Linked DNA regions of Mus musculus: region 1 is linked to region 2. Evidence: chromatin loops called from intact Hi-C (ENCODE). Cell type or tissue: left cerebral cortex. All regions are shown on one strand. Links, peaks and the distances in the headings refer to the core of each region. The heading gives the core; the rest is flanking DNA.

Region 1 (8,382 bases), core at 344-8,343, 62 kb before region 2:
GGAGGAGGAGGAGGAGGCAGCTGTGGCAGGTGCTGCCAGATGTAGTAGTAAATGTCTTTAATCCTGCCTCCTGCACACCAGGTTGGCCTGGAGGCAGAGGCAGGCAGATTCTGTGAGTTTCAGGCCAGCCTGGTCTACAGAGAGTTTTTGGACAGCCAGGGTTACAGAGAAACTCTGTCTCAAAACAAACAAACAAACAAACAAACAGGAGAAAAAAATAAAAAAACCAACTAAATCAACCAAACCATAGAACATAGAACACAGCCAACAGAATATGCTCACTGCCCAAGAAAGTAAGAGTGAACAGACCTTCAGAGACTTCTTTGTCCAGGGTTTTCAGTTCTTCCTCAATCTCAGATTTAAGTTTTAATAAAACTTCTGGATTCAGAGACTGGGGAGCCACATCTAGTTGAACTCCTGAAACAAACAAGAGAAGACAAGAGAGGTTGCTATAGCAAGAGTGACAGATACACCATTAGGAACCAGTGGCATCAGTCACTTGTGGAGGCTGTGGCAGGAGGGTCACTTCAGATCAGGATTTATAGAGCCAGCCTGAGCATCATAGGAATACCCTATCTCAAAACACCAAGCAACAGACAAGACACAGACCTATTTACACTTAGAAGTAAGTCAGAAAACAAGTCAGTTTCATTCTCAAGACTAGAAGGTATTTTTGCAACATAACAAAGCTGAGGTACAGATCAGGGGAAGGGCATCTGCCCAAATGCAGGCACCCCGACTAACCCCCAGAACTGAAAAAAAGCAGTAGAAACAGCAATTAATAAAAGTATGTAGGGCTAAGTAAAGTCTAACATAGAAAAGAAACCCCTGAGCATTTCTGCCAGAAATGAGAAAACAGAATCCAGAAACACACAGCAGGAGACAGGAAGAGAATGGTATCCACATGCATTGGTCCTATCTGGGCGGTATGGCCCCGAGATACTGAGGGCCACTTGTTTCAAGTGAGTTTCACTTAGGCCTCCTTTCCTTATCTTTATCCAGAGCCACATGGAACTAGGGTTCTACCCCCTCTCTCTGTGCTCTATATTACAGACCTCTAGGAAAGGCTGGACATAGTGGTTTATACCCATAATCCCAGCATTTGGGAGGCAGAGGTTGCCAAGTTTGATACCAGCCTGGTATAATAACAAACTCTAGGCCAATCACGACTACATGTGTAGTGAGATCCTGTCTCAGAAGTAAATAAGCAAGAGAACTCTTAGTAAACAGCAAAAACCTCTGAAGAACTGTGCTCAGATGACAGCATTAGAGCTTCCAGTGACAGAAGTGATTCCTGGAACAAGTACCCCTGTGTTCTTGGCTTTGACTAAGAATCAATGCTAATTTGACTGCCTAGGACCTTATGGATAGCATAGCTTTGAGGTCATTCTCAACGTGGAAATCTACAGTATTCCTACTTCTCATTTTACACCTTGGTTTTTCTATTGTATGTGTGTACAGGGGCAGGGGGTGTATACAAGTGTGTGTGCAATCACACATGCACTTGTGAGCATATGTAAGTGGAAGACACAGGATGACATCAGATGCCTTCCTCGATTGCTTTATAACATTTATTTATTTGTTATTTGTTTTTATATGTATGAGGGTTTTATCTGAATTTCTGTGTCCCACGTAAATGCCTGGTGCTGATGGATGCCCTATAACTGGAGTTACAAATGGTTGTGAGTTGCCAAGTGGTGCTAGAGATTGAACCCAGGTCCTTTGCAAGAGTAGCCAGTATTCTTTACCAATATAGTATTTTAATTGATTATTTGGGAATTTCACATCACGCACCCTAATCACACTCACTTCCCAGTCCTTCCAAGTCCACCCCCATCCTTGTGAGACACACACATACACACACACAGGGGAGGCAGGACACAAGTCCAATTTGAATTGTATATAAACTCGCTGGAGCATGGTCAAACTCCCAGTGGCCAGCCCCCTAAAGAAAACTGAGTCCTTTCTACCTGTACTCTGAGCAGAAGCCATCAACTGTGGGAAGCTAGGCTTCAACATCCTTATCATAATATTTCTTTTGGCATGTTTAGTGTTTGCTTTTAAGATTTATTTATATAAGTAGACATAAAATAAATACATATTACATAAATGTGTATGTGTGTGCTCTATGTATGTATGTATGTATGTATGCATGACAGAAGAGGGCATCAAATCCCATTATAGATGGTTGTGAGCTACCTGTGCTTGCTAGCGTTGAACTTAGAACCTCTGGAAGAGCAGCCAGTGCTCTTAATACTGAGCTATCTCTCCAGCTCTTTATCACAATTTTTAAAGAGTTCTCTTTGATGGCTTCCTTTTTAGGCTGTTACTTTGAGTAGGGAGGGGTAGGAGGGTACAGGTTGTCACAGCAACTTTCTATGTCCTTCTTTCCCAACGGTTTGTCTGCAAACATCAATGGACACCACTGTGAAAGTAGCTTCTTTCTTCGCCTTTATAGTGATCAGGAGTTCGTTCGGATCCTGGGCTTCTCCATCATTTCTAGCAACATCACAGACCACAAACATCCACATGGTCGCCAGCATCAGCACATGCCTAGGACCTCCAGTTGGTTTCCAGTGGCAGCATGGACCATGGACATCAGCATGGCCAAGGCCAGTGTTCTGAACTGCTGAGCCGTTTCTTCAGCCCATCCATCTTATTCTTTGAAATGGGGTCTTTGCTGAACTGGAGCACAGTAGCTAGCCAATGAGTTCTAGGGACCCACTTGTCTCTGCCTCCCCAGTACATACAGGGTTACAGAACAATGCCACTACATCTGGCTTTTACCACATGGGTGCGGGGTCCAGCTTAAGTTTGCATGGTAGGCACTTTCCTAATGGAGCTATCTCCTGGGACCTATCACACACTGCTTTGAGAGAGAAGGGGATGAAATTGGGTCTTACTAAGTAGCCCTAACTGGCATCCAACACGATCATTCTGTCCCACATTCCAGTTGCTGAGTTTGTAAGCATGTGTCATCATGCCTGGTTCCATAGTGCATACTCATAAGCCACATCAAATATGTGTGGTGAAGAGTGGTTTTTAAGAAGCAATCCAGCATGGGGCCAGAGAGATGGCTCAGTGGTTAGGAGCATGGACTGCTCTTCCAGAAGATCCAGGTTCAATTCCCAGCACCCACACGGCAGCTCACAACTGTGTGGATCACCAGCTCCAGAGTAATCAGCACCTCCTCACACAGACACACACACATGTGAGTAAATGCACATAAAATAAAAGTAAATAAACCATAGAAAAATGTAAAAAGAGCAACCCAGCATGCATCTGCTGCCAACGTCTTCACTATTCAATAAGCAGAACACCTTTTACCCACTGCCCTTCCCTGTCCTGATGATTAACCTCCAAGGACAATTTAAGTCTGCTTCTATATCATGTCTTCAGTCTTCAGTGATGTTTTTTAAAAGAAAGAGTCTCAACTTTCCCAGGCAGGACTTGAGCTCATAAAGTCAAGGGTGACCTTGAACTTCTGACTCGTGTATGCCACCACGCCCGGTTGTACATGGTGTGGGGACTAAGCCTAGGGTTTTATGCAAGCGCTCTATCAACTGCCCTACAATCCAAGCCTTCAGTTACACTTACTTACCCATGCTTGAAGTTCAGTAGACGACTTTCAGGATCACACAGTTAAACACTTACATGTACTCTAGCCTATATCTGATGTTTTTACACTTTGTTCTGACCAGATTACAAACACTCTGAGACACTGGCATTCTTAAGACTTATGTCAAACATGAACTAAGGAAAGAGAAATACTTGGTAGTAGTGGCTGTCACTATCTGCTGTGGTACAACCTAAAAGATCACAGTGGATAGAAGACTACGCACAGAACACAACCTCATTGCATATACACAACTGCTGGTAGAAAGAGACAAGAAGAAACTGAATTTCCATCACTTATACAGACAAAAAATGGTTCAAATATAAATTTAAAGAAATAAAAAGTTATTTACTACTGCTTTGAGGCTACTAGAATGGCAAAATAAATTAAAAAGGAAGTAAATTGAGAAGCGATATTCTACAAGAGAATGTAAAAACTAACCAACGACATAAACAGGGCAATAAATACTCCATTTATTTAGGGCAGTGGATCAAGATAGGGAATACAAGGAAGGGAAGAAAGAAATCAGAGCTCAACTACTGCCTCCACACTTATTAGAACTATATCCACTAACCGAAGCATAAGAAAAGACCTCAGCTTTAGACCGACAGTCTGTAAATCAACAAGGCCTCATCAGTACTTGCCCATGCACCAATAATCCATGAAAAAACAATGTTTAAAAACAGACCTTCTATCTGCAGTGGTAGCTCATGCCTGTAATCCTAGCATTTGGGAGGCTGAGGCATAAGAACTGTCACAACTTCAAGGACAGTAGAGATAGGAGGGAGGGAGGGAGGGAGGGAGGGAGGGAGGGAGGGAGGGAGGGAGGGAGGGAGGGAGGGAGAACTCTTTCTGTTAAGTGATTTATTACGGAACCGTAGAATGTATGATTATAGTTTTTGTACACAGTCTCAAATAAGAAGTGATGCCATCTGTCATGGGCTTCTTTCTGGAAGACATGCACGTCTAAAACATACAGAGCCCCACACAGTCCCTGCCACCAGCAGCAGCCCACACAGTAAATGACATTTTCTTGGTTACCATATGCCTCACACCCCAGCAGATTTAGGAGAAGCAGCTGACTCAAGGAGTTCCCATTCTCATGAACTGACATGATGTTGATTACACAGGACAAGTTGTCACACTTGATAAGAAGCCATGTGGAAAGCCTACACCAGTAAAAGGCTACTGCTATTAGGACACAAAAGGCTAGCTAGCTACCCACCCAAGGACAGACAGACTCAATGATCTTCATCTAATTAATCCTCTCCACCCGGACGCAACCGCACAGCAGGGCCAATGCAGCATGAATCCTGTTCAATGACTCCGGGGGAGGGGGGGATATTCAGCACACTGAGGTCCACCCACCTCAACCAGACTAAGAGCTCACCGAGTCAGCAGCCAGCAGCCAGCGCATCCCAGCACTGAGACTCGCCCAGAACTCTCCAGTTAAGGACCACTAGCACATTGTGGCCAACTGAATAGGCAGAGAGAAGTAAACTCTAGCTATAAATCTCCAAACTGAGACATACTAAGCCACCCCTAAGGTCAGACCAGAGAAACGGCCTGATCTTCTCCTTTAGACCTCGGCAGGCACCAGGGATACATGTGGTACACATACATATAGGCAGGTAAAACACTAAGGTGCATAATATAAAATAAATAAACCTAAAAATCATGTTTTTCAGATGAGACAGTAGTGCACATCTCTAATCCCAGCCCTTAAGGGGCAAAGAGAAATGGATTTCTGAATCTGAGGCTAGACCGGTCTACATAGAGAATCCCAGGAAAGCAGTGTGAGACTGTCTCTAAATTAATTAATTAACTAATTACATTTTAAATTAAGTAGCTGAGCATGATGGGATACTCCTTTAACCCCAGCACTTGGGAGGCAGAGACAAGCAAATCTCCTGTGAGTTACAGGTCAGCAAAGCAATACAGTGACACCCTGCCCCCACAGGTTTGTTTCCTTTTTCTTTCTGTTTTGTTGTTGTTGTTGTTTGTTGTTTTGTTTTATGTACAACACACACACACAAAGTATGGTGGTTTACACGTAGAATAATCTTAAGAGGACTGCAATGAGTTTGAGGCTAAATTAGGATACAAAGTTCCAGGCCAACCTGGGCTAGTGAGGCTCCGTTTCAAAAAGTCCAAATAAATAATATTTAAATATTACATATGACAAAGCAATCCTACATCTGGGATATATTCCAGACAGAATTCAAAACAAGAGGCAGGGATGTAGCTCAGTTGGCTGCATACTTGCCTGGCACTCGATATAGGCCTGGGTGCCACCCCGACTGTCACATAAGCAGGCATGTCATGTGACATGCTCCCCATGCTCAGTCACCTCACAGGCCCATCAACCTAAAATGTCAACATTCAGGACTTCAAGGTCACCTCCAGCTACACATACAGTTCATGGCTAGCCTGGGCTACACAAGACCTAATCTCAAAACAACAAAAAGAATTCAAAGCAGGAACTTAGCACATATTTGTACATCCATGTTCAAGGTAGAATTACTCACAATAGCTAAAATGTAAGAAAACCCAAATCTCCATAAACAGGTGAATGGGTAAATAAAGTGTGGTGTATACAAATACTCTGCCTTAAGAAGGAAAGAGACACACCATAATGTAAGTCACAAGTCACAAAATGACAAACACCTAATGTGAAATACCTAAGAGCTAAAGTCATAGGAAATTAGAAAAACAGCGGGTACTTGCAGTTTTAGAAGGCATAATATGAGGTTATTATAAACACATGTATGTGACTGAAACGTTACTGATGACAATGTAACTATCCTTCCAAAAAAGAATTATATAAAGCTGGGTCTGTAGCTCAGAGGTAGGACATATAATTAGCATCCATGAGACCCTGGGTTCAACTCCCAGTACTATAAAAAAAAAAAAAGAATAGAAATGTCTTCTTATTAAATCTGTATTAATAATGAGCACAGAAACAAAGCAGTTTATGTTAATATATGCCAAGTTGAATGTAATAAAACATATCACTTGGCATGTAATATGCAAGGCAGAAGGATTCAAACTAAGTATGGTAGCTTACACTGGTAATCCCAGCCTAGATCAGGGCCAGCTAAGCTGCACGAAACCCTGTGTCAAATAAAAAAGGAACAAACAAAAACACAAAGAGAAAGAAAAGACTTAACACAAAAGAGTGCAGTACAGAAGCCTCGTTCAGAAAAGCCAGGGAAGAGTTAACTACTCGCGGAAAAGCACACCCAGAGCAAGACTCACGTAGGAAATAATGAAGAATACACAATGTGACAGAAAACCCTCAGCCATGGACAGCCCCACCTTCTGCAGCCACTTCTCGGTTACTGCTCCACAGACTTGAAACCAAACCCTAACTAACCACAGTGCTATAATAAATCCTATTCATAGACGATGACACAGGGGTGAGAGCCACACCACATTTCAGGGAATAAACGGTAACAAGGAAGCCAGAAGAAGCCAGTGCTTTCCTTAGGGAGGTTGCTCTAATGCTTGGTGGTGCAAGCCTGCAATCTCAGCATACAGAAGGCTTCGTTCAGCAGAGAGGTCATATGCTTAAGGCCAAGTAGGGCTCTGAAGCTCAGTGGTAGACAGACAGAGTGCTTACTGAGCACAGCAAGGCTGGCACTGGCTGGCTGGTTCAGCTCAGCTGTTCTGGCTTACGCACACACTCCAAGCTGCCTGACTCAATCTAGCTTCTCTCAGCTTCTTTCTGAATTGCTCTGCCTGAGCTAGAGCTAACTTTGGAATTTGTTCTAATCTTCTGACGCCGCCATATTCTCTGACGTCAACTGCCTCTGCTGAAGGAGCTGAGCTCACCCCCACTGTCCTGCCTCCTGCGCTGACTGAACTGCCTGGTCTACGAAGCGAGTTCCAGGGCAGCCAGAGCCACACTGAGAAACCCTGTCTCGGGGAAAACAATAAGCACAACTACCAATTTTTAAATTTTAATTCTTGTTATTATAAATGTATGTTTGTGCTCATGCGTGCATGTCATGTATACATGCCACAGTACACATGTGAGGGCCAGAGGTTCTAGACTCCCCACCAAGGTAGAGTTACAGGTGGTTGTGGGTGCCGTGACTCACACCTAACATGAGTGCTAACCCGGGTCCTCCTGAAGAGTACTATGTGCTCTTTATCACTTAGCCATGTTTCTAGTCTTATTTTGTTTTTGAGAAATTCCCATATAGCCCAGGCTAGACAAGACTAGCCTTAACTCCTGATCTTCAGGCAGGCCTCAGACTCTTCCTCTTTATTTTTATGTGTATGGGTGTTCTGTCTGTGTATATATATATATCTATGTACCACATGCATGTCTGGTGCCCAAGGAGGCCTGAGAGGGTATCATATGCCCTGTAATTAGAGTTGCATACACTTGTGACCTGCCATGTGGGTGCTGGGAATTGAACCTGGAACCTGTAGAAAAGCAGCCAGTGCTCTTAACCATAAGCCATCTCTCCAGCCAGGGGCCCAGCTTCTTAAATGACATCTACCAACACACTGACTTCATGTTTAGGTTTAGTTTATATATATAACTAAACTCTGTAGATGAGGCTGTGAGCCACCATGTGGTGCCGGGAAATGAACCCCAGTCCTCTGGAAGAGCAGCCAGTGCTCTTAACCACTGAGCCATCTCCACAGCCCCAGAAGGGGGATAAATTTTAAAAACAAAAAATTGGGATATGTACACAAAATCAGCTATGAAGGTGGGGATAACAAGAATCAAAAAAAGCTAAAGAAGAGCTTTA
Region 2 (8,346 bases), core at 1-8,000:
AAGTTGAGGAAAAGGTTTATTTGGCCAACACTTCGAGATCACAGTCCATCATTGGAAGACGTCAGGACAGGAATTTAAGCAGGGCTGGAAGCTGATACAGAGGTCACAGAGGGGGCTGCTTATTGACTTGCTCCTTAGGGCTTGCTCAACCTGCTTTCCTTTTTTTTTTTTTTTTTTTAAAGATTTATTTATTATTATATGCACATACACTGTAGCTGTCTTCAGACACTCCAGAAGAGGGTGTCAGATCTCATTATGGATGGTTATGAGCCACCATGTGGTTGCTGGGATTTGAACTCAGGACCTTCTGAAGATCAGGCAGTGCTCTTAACCATTGAGCCATCTCTCCAGCCCCCTCAGTTGGGCCCTCCCCCATTGATCACTAATTGAGAAAATGCCTTATCTATAGCTGGATATCATGGAGGCATGTCCTCAACTGAGTCTCCTTCCCTTCTGCTGGCTCTAGTTGTATCAACTTGACACAAAATCAGCCAGTACAGTGGGAAAGCCCATCCTGGATTTAGTCCTCAGCCCTAAGAACACTGTTTTCTTGGGTGAGGTCTTTGCTGCAGGAGAAAGGTGTGGCTGTATCCTCCAGGTACCTGCGTCTGTTTTCCTGTCATTCCTTCAAGCTGGTCTTGAGGTCAGGGCGGCAACACTTTGTGCATGGGAGTGTGGAACATAATCCTGTTCGCTGTTGGAAATTAGTGTTGGTGCCCAGAGCTTTCTGTCTGACATCACATTGCTACCATTGCCTAGCCTGGAGCAGGGTCTTGGGAAACCTTGAGCTAAATGGAAAGAGCTGAGGCTTGGGGCTGTGACATGGTTGAGAACGAACATTGGCCGTCAAAAATAGATTTGGGGTTTGAGGGTTTGTTTTATTTCTTGCTACACCAGGTAGAACCCAGGATGTCATGAAAGCGTGAGTCAGATGTGGGTTTGCTTTACTCGGCTGAGGGCTGTCTGAGTGGTGATGCAACACTTATTTTGTCTCTTTGAGCCTTGGCTTCAGTTTTGGTTTTTTTGTTTTTGTTATTCTGGTGGTAAGAGGATGAGACAGGATTTCATTCTGTAGACTAGGTTGGTTTTGTTCACAGCAGCCAGGAGGCTGGGATCACAGGCATGGCTCACCATGCCCAGCTGACTTGAGTAAATTGAAGCATTTGAAATGAGATCATGTCTAGGCGTGCTCAGTGGTGCCGATGTGCTGTGGAAACTGAGCAGACAGTGCAGAGACATCAGGTACAGGGCTGGCTGATCCTCCTGGGACCTTGTCATCAGACATGTATTGAATTTCAGAGAGCAGAATAGCAATGACGTGGGCTGGGGTGCAGCTCGGTAGTTGAGAGCGTGCATAGCAGGTGTGAGATCAAGTCCCATCATCAGCACCAAAGACAGACAAAGTGCCGATGCTTCCCATTGTGTAGTATCTTCAAGTCTAAGACAGCACTGTCATGGCCAGGTATACTAACATTTCCCAATTGACACACAGGAAAAGCTAGGCATGGGGCACCTTCCTGTAATCACAGTCCTTGGGATGCTGTAGCAGAAGATTGTCAGGAGTTCATGGCCAGCAACGTGGAGATGCACATCCTACCAGCGGTGTAGCTGCCAACCTGGGCAACATAACTACACCTTGTTTGAAAACAGAAAACAAAAATTGGCAATTTTCATGCTATGCAAGATAAATAGGTCAAGATCTGCTAGTTTCTGCCAGATGACAAGAGGCAGGCAGTTCTTATCTGAAGGATGCGTGGCTTTCAGAGCCTTTTGAGGTTTAATATTACAGTTAAGAGATTGCAGGCTTACTGTTTTGGGTTAAGTGGTATTTGTTTAATGTGGTTACTACTCCTTTTGGTTTCTCAGAGTGCATTTCCTCATCTACTACATCTCGTACACGAGACTCAGGTTGCTGTGAAGTTAGGAAGCTGTAGGCTCATCAGGAGTGCTGTGCTTGCTCAGGAGGCTGATCACCTCTCAGCCTCTTGGCTCCAATTGATGATAGAGTGTTTGAGGCCAGTTTGAACCATGCAGGGAGACCCTGTCTCAAAACACAGAAGGAAAGAGAAGAAAGCTGACACTCAGTGCCTGCTGAGGTCATTTTTGCTTATTCTCTCCCTTCCTGTCCTCACATTCCCCCACAAAACACCCAGGAGTCAGGATCTCAGCAGAGCAACATCTTTAGTGCTATGGAGACTGGAAAAAAAGAGGGAGGCACAGAAAGGGGGAGATTGGTACAGCTGTGGCCATCAGCCACCGAACATCCCAAGGAGGAAGTACCAATCCTTTCCCACCTGTGCATAATGGCACGTGCCTGTAATCTCCACAGAAGCAGGAGGATTTTAGATGGTAAGTCCTAGGCTAGCCTGGGCTACCTAGTGAAATGTTGTCTCAAGTAGTATCTGGGTCCTTGTCTGATAGTCCATTTATCTTGGTAATTGACAGAACTGGTCATTTGTAGGTGAATCTTGTTCCCCATGGTTCCTTGAAATACAGTTGACCTGTGTATGTCTCTTGAGTGCTGAGAGGCTTTGAGGAGTGAGGTGACACGTGAGGGTGGCTAGAGGCAGGCACTAGGCAGCCAGGCATGTTGAGTCACTGTCCTTCCTTTGTCAGCAGCATGCAGGTGCCGCCTCTCCATAGGCTGCCTGGTGACTCATAGCTAAGAGAATTGAAGCTGGTTTCTACCTTGCTGGGAAGGGCTGGCTAGAATTGAACAGCACGCTGCAGCCCCATGGCTGTGCTCAACAGTCACTGTACCCTGTGTGCGAGCACTGTGAGTTCTCTCTGACGCTGTGGGATTAGTGTTGCCCTGTCTGTACACTTTACATGCCGAGGCTGTCCTGTGCTGAGGGTAGGAGTCGGGTAAGTGTCGTGTCATGGACATACATCTCAAGCCCGTGACATTACTTCCTGTGTTCTCTGTAGAGCTGGTGGCGTTGAGATCTATAATGGGGATCGCAAGATAAAGGTTTCCAACACCCTGGAAAGCCGGCTGGACCTGATAGCCCAGCAGGTGAGTGCAGACTCTGGTTACGTGTCGGCTGGCACTTACTGCAGAGAACTCAACGCTGATCTTCATGTCTCCACATTTGTACACTGAACCCAAGGATACAAGCCTAAAGTGCTGGTCATCTTCCAGACATGGGTTAACAGTTTCTGTTGACTTTCTTAATCCCTTATTTAGGAGTATAGTTTCAACTGGGTGTGGTGGTGCATGCCTAGAGACAGGCAGATCTCTGTGAGTTCGAGGCCAGCCTGGTCTACAGAGTGAGTTTCAGGACAGCCAGGGCTACACAGAGAAACCCTGTCTAGAAAGAACAAAAACAAACATACAAATACAGAGTAGGTTAGCCAGATGTGGTAGCTGATTGGGAGACTGATGGAGGGTTACTGTGAGGCCGGTCTGAGCTGCAGGTTGGGACCCTGTCTCCCAGAGAGTGCAGTATGCTGAAATGAAAGTGCGTGTCTTGTAGCCAGAGCACTTGTGCATCATCTTCAGGAGGCCTAGAGCTAGTTAGCCCTCTGTGCTAGCCAGTCCTGCAGATGGGGAGTTAGCGGAGATGAGAGATAAATAGCTCAGTGAGTAAAGTTCTTGCCTCATAAGCTTGAGGAGCTGAGGTCTCCTGGGAGGCTTCATCCATCAGCAGCAGATGCAGAGACTCACAGGTAAACATCAGCAGGAGCTCAGGGAGTCTTGGGGGAGAGTGGGGTAGGGGTGAGCAAGCTGGAGGGGTCAAGAACACCACAAGACGACCCACAGAGTCAACTAACCTGAGACCATGAGGGCCAGAGTGTGGCCACCAACCAGGGAGCATGCAGGAGCTGGACAAATGTGCAGCTTGGTCTCCATGTGAGTCCCCTAACAAGTGGAGAGGGGACTGGCTGTCTTGGTCTCTGTTCCCTGCCATTGGACCCCTTTCCTCTACCTGGACTGCCTGGTTAGGTCTCAGTGGGAGAGGATGTGCCTAGTCCTCATGGGACTAGCTGTTCCAGGATGGGGTTCCTGTTCTCCAAAGAGAAGGGGAGAGGGCAATAGGAGGAGGGATCTGTAAGGGTAGGACGGGGGCGGGGGGCTGTGATTAGGATGTAAAGTTTATATAAATATATAGAAAAGGAAGGAAGGAAGGAGAGAGAGAAAGAAGCCACATAAAGTCAGGCATGGTGACATGTTTCTAGTTCCAGCCATGGGGAAGCAGATGCAGGAGGATTCTTTGGGCTCGTTGGCCATCTACCCTAGCTGAGTCATGCAAGCCCCAGACCAGTAAAAAGTGGATTGCTCCAAAGGAATGACATTTGTGGTTGTCCTCTGGCCTCTCTCGCACACATTCAGTTCTTTACCAGTACCTAAAGCTGTATTTGATGGAGCACAGTAAAGAAACTGCTGACATGACCCTTCCATGATAATGGTTAAGGCTTTTGTTGTAGAAACGAGAACAGCCAGAGGCATCTGGAAGAGTCCAGAACAGAAGGAGAAAGACGTAGACTGGACATGGTGAGGGCTAGCACAGTGGGTGAGAAGTTCCCATGGAGCTATCAAGGGAGACTGTACAGTGTGGGAGGACAGAAGAGATCTGTGAGAAAAGTGGGGCAGAAGGGAACAGATGGCTGTCTGGGAGCTGAGAAAGGCTAGGATGGCAGTGTGGGTTTGAAATGTGTAACAGCTACTTGGGATACTGAGGGAGCCTGGAGGCCTGCAGGGGCTTTGACACACAACCTATATCCCTTCTGCCAGAGTGGGAACTACTTTCACAAGATCCTGAGCAATGCTGGCTTTTATCAAACTTCCAGACCATTGGAGTGCCTGAGACCCCACAAAAGCCAATGTGGTTACTCTTAGGGGTCACACTCATCCTTGTAACTCTCTGTCAAGACATCAACAGACTCCATCTAAGTGCCCTTTGCAGCCAGTCCTGGAAGGGGTTCACACACTCAGTGTCACAGACTGAGTACAGTAATGACTTCAGGTCTTTCCCCTTTTGTGAGCATAGTCTGACTGCTTAACTGTCTGGCACAGTGCAGCAGATAGGACAGGTCTGATGTGCTTAGCAATGTCCTTTCCCCACATGGTGTTAATATTGTCTGCAACTTCCCTGACTGAGGTCCTGATTTACTGACTTCTTTACAGATGATGCCAGAAGTCCGTGGAGCCTTGTTTGGTGCAAATGCCAATAGGAAGTTTCTGGACTGAGCTTCAGGAGGAGCAGTTCCCCCACGGCTGTTCTCCTGGAGAAGCAGATTATCTGTGTGGCTTCCTCTTTCTGTTCTAATACTGGTAATCAGTGGACACCCTCTACAGCTAATGCCCTCGGCTCAGTGTCAACAGCAGGGCCACTTGGTGTGGGCAAGAACCCAGCCCCAGCTCATCTGAGGCCACAGCTGTTCACTGGGTTTGCAGCAGGACGGGAGGGTCAGATGTGCTGCACGGCCTCACCCAGGACCCATTCTTTCCCTGTCCTGCTCTAGTCTAGAGTGAGTTGTGCATGCTGTCCCTGCTCTTTGGGCATAAAGTGCATGTGGGACTCACATTCCTCCAGGAACACTACCTTCGCTGTTACTGTTTAGGTCTAGTCTTCCTTCTCTGTAAATGTGATTTAAAATCTAAGCCACAAATATTCTTTATTTATTAAAACAGAGGGCTTATGTGGATTTAGTTGTTGTTCCTTATGTAAGGCACCGAGTTTGTGATTTGAGAGTAAGTTCCACTGGGCACGGTAGCCCACACCTGTAGCCCTAGCTGTGGTGGGAGGATTGTTTGGGGGCAGCCTGGGCAACAGGAAGATCCAGAGAGGAGCTATCCCAAATCCCTGCCGTACATTAACCTGCCTGTCCTGGAGGCTGGACAGCTTTGTGTGTGTGTGTGTGTGTGTGTGTGTGTGTGTGTGTGTGTGTGTGTGTGTGTTAGCAGTGGGTGCCAGAGCCTCATAGGGAAGCAGATGCTGCACCGCTGAGCCATGCCCCGCAACCTGTGGCCTGTGCATCTTTGGGGTTTTACCTATCTTGTCTTAGAGAGAATAAGGCCGTTTTCAGATGGATTATCTGCATGTACATCGGCGTACTCCCCCAGACCCAAGTTTTACGTTAGGTGGGACTAATGGAGGTTCTTTTCAGTTTTGTAGTTTGGCAGGGTTGCATACAGTGTAGGCTGGCCTAGAATGTGCTCACTGATGTTATGACCTTCATGTTTCCTATCCTCCCGTCCTCAGCTACTAAGGACTGGGACTATAGGCACGGGCCACCATGGTGTTGGGGGTGGAATCCTTTGCTAACTGACCTGTGTACCCAGCTCTCATTCCTGTTTTCTTAGGGCCTAACATCATTTGTGTGGCTTCGGAGAAATGAATTGAGGGCCATGAGATTGGGTTTCTTGGTGTTGACATGGCCATGAAAGGTAGAAAGAGGTGAGAGTCAAGGGTAGGAACTGGAGCCAGCACCTGCTGCTCTTCCGGAGGACCTGAATTCAGTTCTTAGTGCCGTGTCTGGCAGCTCACTACCACCTGTAACACAGCTTTAGGAGGTCCAATGCTCTCTTGGGGGTTACAGATACACAGACATGTAAATTAGTAAATAATTATTTTTTAAAAGCTGAACTCTTTCAGTGTACAATTTCCCCCCAACCACTCTCCACTCTAGAACAGCAGTTGGAAGACAGTAATGAACTGTCTGTGGGGCCCAAGAAGGCACAGCTTGACTCTGCAGAATGACAGTCATCTGCTATGCTGATTACAGGACAAGGATTTAACCAGCTTTATTTCAGATCATGTCCCACAAGCATCTATTGGAAGGGATCTGGGCCCATACTTCAGGGTGAGTATCTGGGGCAGGACCGCTGCTGAGGTGGCCAGAATGTTCATTCAGGCTCTCAGACTATTGCTGATGCCCGCGAGGGCACAGGTGCACTTCTGATCTGTTAGGGCGGCAAGGTTAGGATTGACGCTAAACCCTCACAGGACGATTCTGTGCCACACTTGCCTGCAGTGGGGATGTTAGTGTGGAAGAGCCCTTCTGTCTTACTGCACACGGTCCTGCCATAGTACATAAGAGGTTGGGGCTTCCGAACATCTCTGGTTCAGAAAGTTTAGTTTTCATAAAGGAGATGAAGGCTCTACTCGCTTAGTAAAATGGGTCATTTCTTCTGAGGTAGCACTACAGGTTAGAGACCACGTACGTCAGAGCCAGCATCTTATACTTCCAGCAGTGCCACCTAGTTCCCTAGGGCCAGAGGTGACAGCAAGAAGTGACACATAGATTACTCAAAGCACTTCAAGATGCGCTCTCCGATGCCAATGAAGTAGACGCCCTGGGCGATCCCAAAGAGGGGGGCTATGACCAGGGCACGGCAGCCTGCTCCTTTCATGAAGGCTGCTGGCCCCTCCTGTGTCCAGAGCTTCCTGTGAAGGAAGAAAGGAGAGCTTGGTAGGTGAAGGCTACGCACACATTTACTCAGGACTTTCTGTTGTTGGATTTGGGGAGAAGGTCTCTAGGTGTAGCCCAGGCTCTCCCTGGGCTACCCTCAATCTCCTGAGTGCTAGGCTTATAGGATTACAAGCTCTGAGGCATCAAGTCCACAGCGTCTCCACACTTTGAGACAAAAGCTCACTAGTTCAGGCTGACCTGTGGCCCTCTCAAGTGCTAGGCCAAAGACTGGAGCCGTTAGATCCCATTTGGCCAAGTATCTGCGCGCCACCTTTAGACTGTATTGTGAGAGAGGAAGCTATTTAGCAATCCCAGATTTGTCTGCCATCTGGTGGGAGGAGTGGGGAGCAGCAGAGACTCATGGGAGAATCGGAAGCTCCCATTCTCTGTAGCATTCTCTGAGAATCGAGGGCCAACACATTCCAAGGCAGTGGCAAGTTCTGCCAGGAAGCGCATCTTGAGCTGGGTGGTGTCTGGGGTGCTGAGCTCACCTGGCACAGTCAGTGACTCCGCTGTAGGTGTCCTCACCCAGGCCTTTCTTGAGGGTCTGAATTCGAGTCTTCAGAACTGAATGAAGCAGAAGTTAGAACAAGTAACAGACTCAGGAGCTTATCTTTCTGCACACCAAGTGGGGTTGCCCTGTGGGGACGGGCCCTGTGAGGACGCTTGTGTGACTGTGAAGTGAGCAGCTTTCCTCTAGCTGGAGAAGCAGTGAGGGAGCAGGTGTGGCCCTGAGCTCAGAGAGAGCATTTCCTCATAGGTTCCTCAGTGCTAGCTCTCACATGCAAGAGTCAGAACTCCCTGGAAGAAAAGGCCTCTGGGAGTGAGGGGCTATGTGGTGACAAGGAACATTGGGGACACCAGCCTTTGAGGATTGGGACTTTCTGGAAGCCTGACTCATAAAGCAGGATGACCCTCAAACCGCAAACC

Evidence for each region. A loop is a pair of places that touch in the nucleus more often than their neighbours do. Peaks named below come from ENCODE experiments on the same cell type or tissue, not always from the same donor. Only the 100,000 strongest peaks of a DNase experiment are listed, where the experiment ranks them.
Region 1: it touches region 2 in a loop (7-fold over the local background); 2 of 42 quality-filtered maps call a loop at or near these places.

Annotation. Positions count from the first base shown.
Region 1 is chr6:120,854,890-120,863,271 of GRCm38, reverse strand. Bcl2l13 (BCL2-like 13 (apoptosis facilitator)) reads right to left here. Exons shown (of 7, transcript NM_153516.2): 3 at 310-417. Among named protein-coding and RNA genes, the nearest start is that of Bcl2l13, 23 kb to the right of the region's middle. In left cerebral cortex, for the core only: no CTCF peak of the experiment used is centred there; a DNase peak (open chromatin) is centred at 4,643; H3K27ac peaks cover 903 bases.
Region 2 is chr6:120,792,547-120,800,892 of GRCm38, reverse strand. It overlaps Slc25a18 (solute carrier family 25 (mitochondrial carrier), member 18), which reads right to left. Exons shown (of 10, transcript NM_001081048.2): 9 at 7,908-7,983; 10 at 6,911-7,391. The coding sequence ends at 7,250. It overlaps Atp6v1e1 (ATPase, H+ transporting, lysosomal V1 subunit E1), which reads left to right. Exons shown (of 9, transcript NM_007510.3): 8 at 2,929-3,016; 9 at 5,129-5,649. The coding sequence ends at 5,191. Among named protein-coding and RNA genes, the nearest start is that of Slc25a18, 23 kb to the right of the region's middle. In left cerebral cortex, for the core only: a CTCF peak has its summit at 7,748 (motif pointing left); DNase peaks (open chromatin) are centred at 1,050, 2,637, 4,576 and 7,769; H3K27ac peaks cover 3,217 bases.